Regions from separate parts of the Homo sapiens genome. Here all the other regions are linked to region 3. The links are chromatin contacts, found by Hi-C or POLR2A ChIA-PET in ENCODE. All regions are on one chromosome and are shown on one strand. The core of a region is the stretch at or near the end of the contact, and the rest is flanking DNA. Distances in the headings are between cores, read along the strand shown.

Evidence for each region. Hi-C counts contacts between places; a loop is a spot of excess contacts on that map. ChIA-PET counts read pairs that join two places held with the same protein, here RNA polymerase II (POLR2A). Pooled maps may share reads with other maps.
Region 1: a pooled map shows a loop between it and region 3 (2.4-fold over the local background). The contact joins the enhancer-like site here to the promoter of CYTH3 in region 3. A Hi-C loop is called at or near these places in 2 of 168 maps with a recorded cell type or tissue (B cell and naive thymus-derived CD4-positive, alpha-beta T cell), 2 of 37 single-sample maps with no recorded cell type and 13 of 50 pooled maps. POLR2A ChIA-PET finds 5 or more read pairs at or near these places in 4 of 52 experiments (AG04450, H1, PC-9 and 1 more).
Region 2: a pooled map shows a loop between it and region 3 (2.8-fold over the local background). The contact joins the enhancer-like site here to the promoter of CYTH3 in region 3. A Hi-C loop is called at or near these places in 3 of 168 maps with a recorded cell type or tissue (CD4-positive, alpha-beta T cell and naive thymus-derived CD4-positive, alpha-beta T cell) and 8 of 50 pooled maps.

What each region holds. Positions count from the first base shown.
Region 1 is chr7:6,069,893-6,072,849 of GRCh38, forward strand. No RefSeq gene overlaps it. Among named protein-coding and RNA genes, the nearest start is that of EIF2AK1, 12 kb to the left of the region's middle. Within about 2 kb of position 1,664, at least 2 of the 41 ENCODE cell types and tissues checked have a DNase peak (open chromatin) inside an H3K27ac peak, as active enhancers do; they include B cell, where a contact is called at or near this core.
Region 2 is chr7:6,515,097-6,517,974 of GRCh38, forward strand. All of the region lies in intron 7 of GRID2IP (Grid2 interacting protein), which reads right to left. LOC101927325 (a long non-coding RNA gene) reads left to right here. Exons shown (of 5, transcript XR_007060200.1): 5 at 1,310-1,939. Among named protein-coding and RNA genes, the nearest start is that of KDELR2, 32 kb to the left of the region's middle. Within about 2 kb of position 1,440, at least 2 of the 41 ENCODE cell types and tissues checked have a DNase peak (open chromatin) inside an H3K27ac peak, as active enhancers do.
Region 3 is chr7:6,270,946-6,273,935 of GRCh38, forward strand. CYTH3 (cytohesin 3) reads right to left here and starts at 1,679. Exons shown (of 13, transcript NM_004227.4): 1 at 1,529-1,679. The coding sequence starts at 1,562. RefSeq lists enhancers at 294-1,016, 1,017-1,738 and silencers at 1,057-1,226, 1,547-1,906.

The sequences.
Region 1 (2,957 bases), core at 414-2,913, 200 kb before region 3:
AGAGCAAGACTCCGTCTAAAAAAAAAAAACAAAAAGAAAGAAAAAGAAAAAGAAAAAAGAAATCAAGTCCACCAATTTAATGTTAATGTGGCCACTGCGCCTGGCCCACATCTAGTTAACTTTTTTAGTTTTCATAGAGACAGGGTGTCACTATGTGGCCCAGGCCCGTCTTGAACTCCTGGGCTTAAACCATCCATCCACCTAGGCCTCCCAAAGTGTTGGGATTACAAGCATGAGCCACCATGCCCCTCCCAGAATAATCTTTGACCAAATATGTGGGCATTGTGGGCCACCCAAGTTGACACATAAAACTAACCATCACAGGCCGGGTGTGGTGGCTCACACCTGTAATCCCAGCACTTTGGGAGGCCAAGGCAGGCGAATCACCTGAGGTCGGGAGTATGAGATCAGCCTGACCAACATGGAGAAACCCCGTCTCTACTGAAAATACAAAATTAGCTGGGCATGGTGGCACATGCCTGTAATCCCAGCGACTTGGGAGGCTGAGGCAGGAGAATCGCTTGAACCCAGGAGGCGGAGGTTGCGGTGAGCCGAGATCATGCCTTTGCACTCCAGCCTGGGCAACAAGAGTGAAACTCTGTCTCAAAAGAAAAAAAAAATAACTTTGGCAAGTTCACCCCTTGTCAACAGCATCCATGCGCATTTTTAATTTTTATTTATTTATTTTGTTTGTTTGTTTTTTGAGACAGAGTCTTGCTCTGTTGGCCAGGCCGGAGTGCAGTGGTGCAATCTCGGCTCACTGCAACCTGCGCCTACCTCCCAGGCTCAAATGATTCTCCTGCTTCAGCCTCCCAAGTAGCTGGAACTACAGTTGTGCACCACCAAGCCCAGATAATTTTTGTATTTTTGGTAGAAACGGGGTTTCACCATTTTGGCCAGGCTGCTCTGGAACTCCTGACCTCAGGTGATCCGCCTGTCTTGGCCTCCCAAAGTGCTGGGATTATAGGTGTGAGCCACTGCACCCAGACTATATGCATCTTTTTCAACCATGATACAACTATCCACTTGACGTGATACAACTATCTCGTATACAATGAAAACCGCACTAATCTCTTTCCCAGAAGAGGATGTAAGTTTCTTGGGTGATGTTTATGCTTCTCCTTGGTATCTCATAACTTAAATAGTATGCTATAAGGTTAACAATATTGAAATACTATGATATAAAGTCAATATATCTTTTGTTACATAAGAGGATAAGTGGGGAATGAAAACAAAGACATTTGTGATACACACACACACACACACACATCCATCACAAAACAAAAAGAAACATCAACGGCAATTGCAGCTCTCGGTTCTGCAACTGGTGATGGGTCGTAGCTGGTGTTTATAACCATCTTCTTCCACCACACATTCCGTATTCCCGTTCTCCTCAACAAACACCTCAGCTGGCCATGGGTCACCTGGTGTGGCGAACCAAACCTCCTTTCCTGGGCCATTCATAGTCCTGCCAAGATTGGGTTGTTGCAGTTTTCCATTGACTCTAATCATAGGGCATTCTGATACTAAGAGATACCCTAAGCGCTCTCCTGTATTTCAGACATACCCTTTCCTAGCTCCATTGTGGAGTAGCAGTCCAATTTCTCTTTGGTAGTCAGGATTAATCACCCAAGTCAGCCCAGTAACGTCTTTCTTTGCCTGTTGATTCAGAGGCAAGAGGAACTGAAAGTGGCCAGGTGGCACTGAAAAGTCAGTTCAATGAAATCACTGTTGTCAGTCCATTTTCTGTTGCTTATGACAGAATACCTGAAACTGGGTAATTTATAAAGAAAGAAATTATTTCTTGCAGTTATGGGGGCTGAAAAGTCCAAGGTCAAAGGGCTGCATCTGGTGAGGCCCTTCTTTCTGATAGGACTCTGCAAAGTCCCGAGGTGGTGTAGGACATCACATGGCCAGGGGGCTCAGCATGCTAGCTCACACCTCTCCTCCTTTTATTTATACAGCTTTATAGCCACCAATCCCATTCCCATGATAACTCCTTAATCCATTAACCCATTAATTAATTATTATTATTATTATTTTAAGATGGAGTTTCACTCTTGTTGCCCAGACTGGAGTGCAATGGCGCGATCTCGGCTGACGGCAATCTCTGCCTCCCCAGTTCAAGTGATTCTCCTGCCTCAGCCTCCCAAGTAGCTGGGATTACAGGCATGTGCCACGAAGCCTGGCTAATTTTGTATTTTTAGTAGAGACGGGGTTTCTCCATGTTGATCAGGCTCCTCCTGAACTCCCAACCTCGGGAGATCTGCCCACCTTGGCCTTCCAAAGTGCTGGGATTACAGACATAAGTCACTGCACCCGGCCCTAACCCATTAATTTATTAATCCAAGGACAGATTAATTCATTCATAAGGGCAGAGCCCTCATGACTGAATCACCTTCTTTTTTTTTTTTTTTTGAGACGGAGTCTTGCTCTGTCGCCCAGGCTGGAGTACAGTGGCATGGTCTCAGCTCACTGCAAGCTCCGCCTCCAGGGTTCACGCCATTCTCCTGCCTCAGCCTCCCAAGTAGCTGGGACTACAGGCGCCTATCACTACGCCCAGCTAATTTTTTGTATTTTTAGTACAGATGGGGTTTCACCGTGTTAGCCAGGATGGTCTCGATCTCCTGACCTCGTGATCCACCTGCCTCAGCCTCCCAAAGTGCTGGGACTACAGGCATGAGCCACCGCACCTGGCCATGACTCTATCAACTCTTAAAGGCCCCACCTCTAAATACTGCCACATTGGGGATTAAATTTCAACTTGTGTTTTGGAGGGGACAAATAGTCAAACCATAGCATGTCTCCTGGTGGAGGCATTGCTCTCTTTGGAACTAAGACCTCTAGGCTAGCAGAGCATAAGGTTATGGGAACAGGAAGGAAAGATTTAACTAGTGAGCCGTGTGCAGTGGTTCACGCTCAAAGTGTAATCCCAGCACTTTGAGAGGCTAAGGCGG
Region 2 (2,878 bases), core at 190-2,689, 240 kb after region 3:
CCTCAGTTTCCTCATTTGTAAAATGGGGATAAAAATAGCATCTACCTCATAGAGCTGTTGTGAAGATTAAAACACACAGAGCAGGCCTGGCGTGGCGGCTCACGCCTGTAATCCCAGCACTGTGGGAGGCCGAGGCGGTTGGATCACCTCAGATCGGGAGTTCAAGACCAGTCTGGCCAACATAGTGAAACCCCCTCTCTACTAAAAATACAAAAATTAGCTGGGCGTGGTGGCATGTACCCTCAGTCCCAGCTACTCAGGAGGCTGAAGTAGGAGAATCGCTTAGACTGGGAGGCGGAGGTTGTAGTGAGCTGAGATTGCGCCACTGCACTCCAGCCTGGGTGACAGAGCAAGACTCTGTCTCAAAAAAACCCAAAAAACCAAAAAACATATAGAGCAGGCCAGGCATGGTGGCTCATGCCTATAATCCCAGCACTTTGGGAGGCTGAGGCAGGCGAATCATCTGAGGTCGGGAGCTCAAGATCAGCTTAGCCAACATGGTAAACCCTGTTTCTACAAAAAAATACAAAAATGTGGTAGGCATGTTGGTGTGCACCTGTAATCCCAGCTACTCAGGAGGCTGAGGCAGGAGAATCGCCTCGCCTGAGCTCGGGGAGGCGGAGGTTGCACCGAGCCAAGATTGCGCCACTACACTCCATCCTGGGCCACAGAGCGAGACTCTGTCTCAAAAAAATAAATAAATAAACAAAAATAAAAATAGGCTGGGGGTGGTGGCTCACGCCTGTAATCCTAGCACTTTGGGAGGCTGAGGTGGGTGGATCACGAGCTCAGGAGTTCGAGACCAGTCTGGCCAACGTGGTGAAACCCCCTCTCTACTAAAAATACAAAAATCAGCCAGGCGTGGTGGTGTGTGCCTGTAATCCCAGCTACTCGGGAGGCTGAGGCAGCAGAATCGCTTGAACCCGGGAGGTGGAGGTTGCAGTGAGCTGAGATCGCGCCATTGCACTCCAGCCTGGGTGACAGAGCAAGACCCCGTCTCAAAATAATAATAATAAAAAATAAATAAATAAATAAATAAAAATAAAGTAGGAGAATATCTTTTGACCTAGAAGCAGGGAAGAGCTTAAAATTTCAAAAGCCAAAACTGTGGGCGGCAAGCCACCCAGATGCCAAGGCAAGAGACCGAGGGCACAAGCTGTTCCAATATAATAAAGAAAATACATAGAATAAGAATAGTTATACTAGAAATAGATTATAGATATGTATATGAATATTATTAATAATTAGTTTGTAGCATTACTGTTTATTCCAATATTATAATAATCTTTGTCCTACAATTATAACCTAGGAGAAACCAGGCCATACAGAGATAGGAGCTGAAGGGACACGGTGAGAAGTGACCAAAAGACAAGAGTGTGAGCCCTCCGTTATGCCTGGACAGGGCCACTAGAGGGCTCCCTGGTCTACTGGTAACGCCAGTGCCTGGGAAGGCACCCGTTGCTTAGCAGACCGGGAAAGGGAGTCTCCCTTTCCTGGTGGAGTTAAAGAAGACTCTGCTCCACCACTGCTTGCCCGCCCGCAGCCACCCAGAGGCCTAACGCTGTCCCTGTGATGCTGTGCTTCAGTGGTCACGCTCCTGGTCCGCATTCATGTTCTGCCCTGTGCACTCGGCTCCACCTTCTAGATAGCAGCAGCAGAATTAGTGAAAGTACTAAAGTCTTTAAAATGCATAGAAGAAATAATTACGTAAGCTGTCCCCTCTTTCTCTCCGCCTCAGCTACCAAATAGGGAAGGGCCCCCTGTCTGGCGGACACGTGACTCACATGACCTTACCTATCATTGGAGATGACTCTCACTCCATACCCTGCCCCTTTGCCTTGTACACAATAAATAACAGCACGGCCAGGCATTCGGGGCCACTACTGGTCTCCGCGTCTTGGTGGTAGTGGTCCCCCGGGCCCAGCTGTCTTTTCTTCTATCTCTTTGTCTTGTGTCTTTCTTTCTTTTTTTTTTTTTTGAGACAGTCTGGCTCTGTCACCCAGGCTGGAGTGCAGTGGCACAATCTCGTCTCACTGCAAGCTCCGCCTCCCAGGTTCACACCATTCTCCTGCCTCAGCCTCCCGAGTAGCTGGGACTACAGGCGCCTGCCACCACGCCCGGCTATTTTTTTTTTGTATTTTTAGTAGAGACGGGGTTTCACCATGTTAGCCAGGATGGTCTCGATCTCCTGACCTCGTGATCTGCCCATCTCAGCCTCCCAAGGTGCTGGGATTACAGGCATGAGCCACCGCGCCCAGCCGTCTTGTGTCTTTATTTCTACGATCTCTCATCTCCGCACACGAAGAGAAAAACCCACAGGCCCTGTAGGGCTGGACCCTACACAAAACTATAAGACCAAAAATGTGGTGAGTTTGATTATGCAAAATCAAGGTTATCTATTCAAGGAAGCCCAACTTAGACACATTCATATTAGACACAACAGACCTAATAACAGAAGTAACAAATGGGAGAGAAATTTACAATGTTCAAAATCAAGGAGAAATCAGCATCTAAAATATACAAAGGTGTCCAGCCGTCGTGGCTCACAAGTCATCCCAGCACTTTGGCAGGCTGAGGCAGGGGGATCACCTGAGTCAGGAGTTCGAGACCAGCCTGGCCAACATGGTGAAACCCCATCTCTACTAAAAGTACAAAAATTAGCCAGGCATGGTGGTGGGCGCCTGTAATCCCAGCTACTCAGGAGGCTGAGGCAGGAGACACACTTGAACCGGGAAGGCAGAGGTTGAAGTGAGCCAAGATCATGCCACTGAACTCCAGCCTGGGCGACAGAGCAAAACTCTGCTTCAAAATAAATAAATAAATAAATAAATAAATAAAATAAAATATACAAGGGGCTGGGAGCAGTGGCTCACACCTG
Region 3 (2,990 bases), core at 429-2,928:
CTGCCAAGCCAGCTAGCTGCCTTGACGCTAATGTCCAACGTCTGCATATTACAGTTGTCTTTCTTTTCTAACAAGGGAAAACAGCTATGCCCAAATTGTGACAGGCAGGAAACACGACATCCACCGGGAACCCATTCCTTAGGATCTCATGGCTCCAGACAGCCTGACTGTAGGAGGGTTCGCAACTGGGCGCCTTCGTTCCACAGCGCTCCCATCAACACACCCACTCGGTGCCACAGTGCTACCCCTAGCTTCAACTATAAGAACTGAACTCGCCAAATGCCATGACGGGTGCCAACTTCCCACCATCCTGGCTGCATCGCGTCTTTCAGCAAAAAAACATCTCCCTCTGAGCAGCACTTGAATTCTGGAAGGCACCTTGATGATGAACCACTTCATCCTGAAGCATTCAATACTGCTGATTCTTACAGGCAGCTGCACCGGCAGCCTGTAATTAAGATTTCTCTAAACTGCTCCCTTATTACATGGGGTTCTGATGATTCTGATGATTTCTCTGTCAGCTCAAAGGAGATCTTCAGGAAAAAAAAAAAAAGTCTAGAGAACCTCAACTTCGGCTGTTCCTGTAAAAACACGGGCATTAACCCTTTGCTTTCCAAAGCGAACACCCACTCCATACAGAGGCACGTTCCTCTGTTTTTAAAATCTAATTCCCAGCATGACCCAGCAGTCATTTGTATTCCACTAAATAATTTCCAACAAACACGATTCCTCCAGCAAGAGGAAACCGAACGTCAGACACAGACCACCTGGGCCACGACGCGCATCGACCCGACCCACTCGGGAGCACACCTGGCTCCGGGCACACCTGGCTCTCCGGTCTTGCCTCTGTGCTGGGTGCAGCTCGTGTCTCCCACCCTCGGCTCCACGGAGTTTTTTGCTCAATCTGTCGCGTCTGCCGTTTCCTAAAACGTCTACCCTGAACTGAACTCCAGCTGGCCCCCTCCCCGTTCGAGCAAATCCAGCGACCGTTTCTGACCCAAAGCCAAGCAGACTGTCACGCTTTCCAACCGTTTCCCCTGCCCTCCCGTCCTGTACACTCGAGGAGCCTCCAGTGCAAAACTTTCCCCTCCCGGTTTCCCACCGGCTCAGCCGCTTCCGCCCACCTGAGCTGAAAGGGGGCGTCCGAAACGCCGGGCTCCGGAGGGCATGAACGCCCTTGGCGACAAGATGCGGGGAAGGTCGCCCCGCAAGGTCCCCCGCCCCAGAGGAGCGACACCCAAACCCCGGCCCGAGACTCCGGGGCGACCCCAGCCCGCGGCAGCCCCGGCCTGGTACCCAGACCCTCGCCAGCGCCGAACGGCGACCCCGGCCCGCCCCCTCCCTCGGCCCCCGGAGACCCAGCCTCGGCCCTGGCCCGGCGTGCCTCAGGCCTCCAGCGGACGCCGCTGCCGCTGCCCCCGACCCCGTCTCCTCCGGCGAACCCCGGCCCAGCGCCGCGCCCTCGACCCCCAGCCCCCGGCCCCCGACCCCAGGCCGCCGGCGAGCCCACCACACCTCCGACACTCACCGCCACCACCCTCGCCGCCGCCGTCTTCATCCATCTTGAGGCCACTCCCGCAGCCGGCGAGCCGGGGGCCGGCAGCAGAGGGGCCGCGGGCTGGGGACGCCGCCGGAGGGAGCGCGCAGGCGACCGGGCGGCTCCTCAGCGCGCGGCCCGGGTCGCGGCCGGGCCTCCTCCCGCCGGGCGGGGCCTCGCTGGTCGGCGTGCCGTCACGTGACCCATGCCCCGCCTCTGCCCGCGGTGGGCGGGGCGTGAGGCCGCGCAGCCCCGCCCTCGGGAACCGGCCGGGCCGGCGGCGTCTGCGCTGGGGAAGGCTGTAGACCTGGCCCCTGAAGTGCAGGCCGATCCGGTGTGCGTGGAGCGAAGCCTCCTCGCCCTCAGCATTCCAGTAGCCTGCGGACGGGCGTGGGGCCCCGGACACTGGAACGCCACACTCTGCAAAACCCAGTGGCCAGGGGTGCAACTTGCACGTGCACTCGGGGTAAAAGATCAAGAAACGAATGCATTCAGAAGTCAGGCCTGGCCAGGCTCGGTGGCTCACACCTGTATTCCAATACTTTGAGAGGCTGAGGTGGGAGGATCGCTGGAGAACAAAAGTTGGAGACCAGCCCCGATAACATAGCGACCCAGGCATGGTGGCATGTGCCTGTAGTTCCAGCTACTGGGGAGGCTGAGGTGGGAGGTCACGTCACTTGAGCCCAGTAGGTAGAGGCTGCAGTGAGTTATTATTGCACCACTGCACTCCAGTCTGGGTGACAGAGTGAGACCCTGTCTCAAAAAAAAAAAGAACAAGGTCAGGCCTTCTCCTTCCTAAGACATGCATGTCAGAAGAATTCCAGCCTTTCAGCTGTCTTATATTTAATGGAGCCTCTCCTCCTTCCCTCCTGGTGAGTGCATTTTTAAATTAACAAAATGCAGGGCTTGTAAATGAATGTGGTCATGAGGTTGGAACGGAATCCCGATTCAACACACCTGGGGCTCAGCTCTCAAAGGGCATTGTAGGGGTTGGCCAATCTGGCGGCTGATGCCCTTGGAGTTTAGCGCCAGTCTTCCTTGGAGAGCTGCCAGCTGTCCTGGATTTATGATGCAGGAGGAGCTCTGAATTCAGTTTCCCTTGGGCACAGCCAGGGTCCTCAGCACAGGCCTCCTGGGCAGAAGGCCTCCCCTGGCCCCTGCTCCACATCGATGGATCTCCTCTCTCACTCCCCATATCTCTCTTCCAGTAACTCCTGAAGCATTGCTTGTGGCCCCTCCCAAGCCTTTCTGTTGGAACTCAATCGCATTAAAGAAAAGCAAACATTGTAATGGAGGAGATAGCTCATCTCTAATATAATTTTCCAGCAACTGTTTTATATTTACAAGCTGTCCATTGAACCAAAGGATCCTTCCGTTGTCATCTATCAAAGTGGACAATTTCACCTTTTGGTTCAAGGTTGCGGGATGATTTCAAAGTTCAATCTTCTAATAA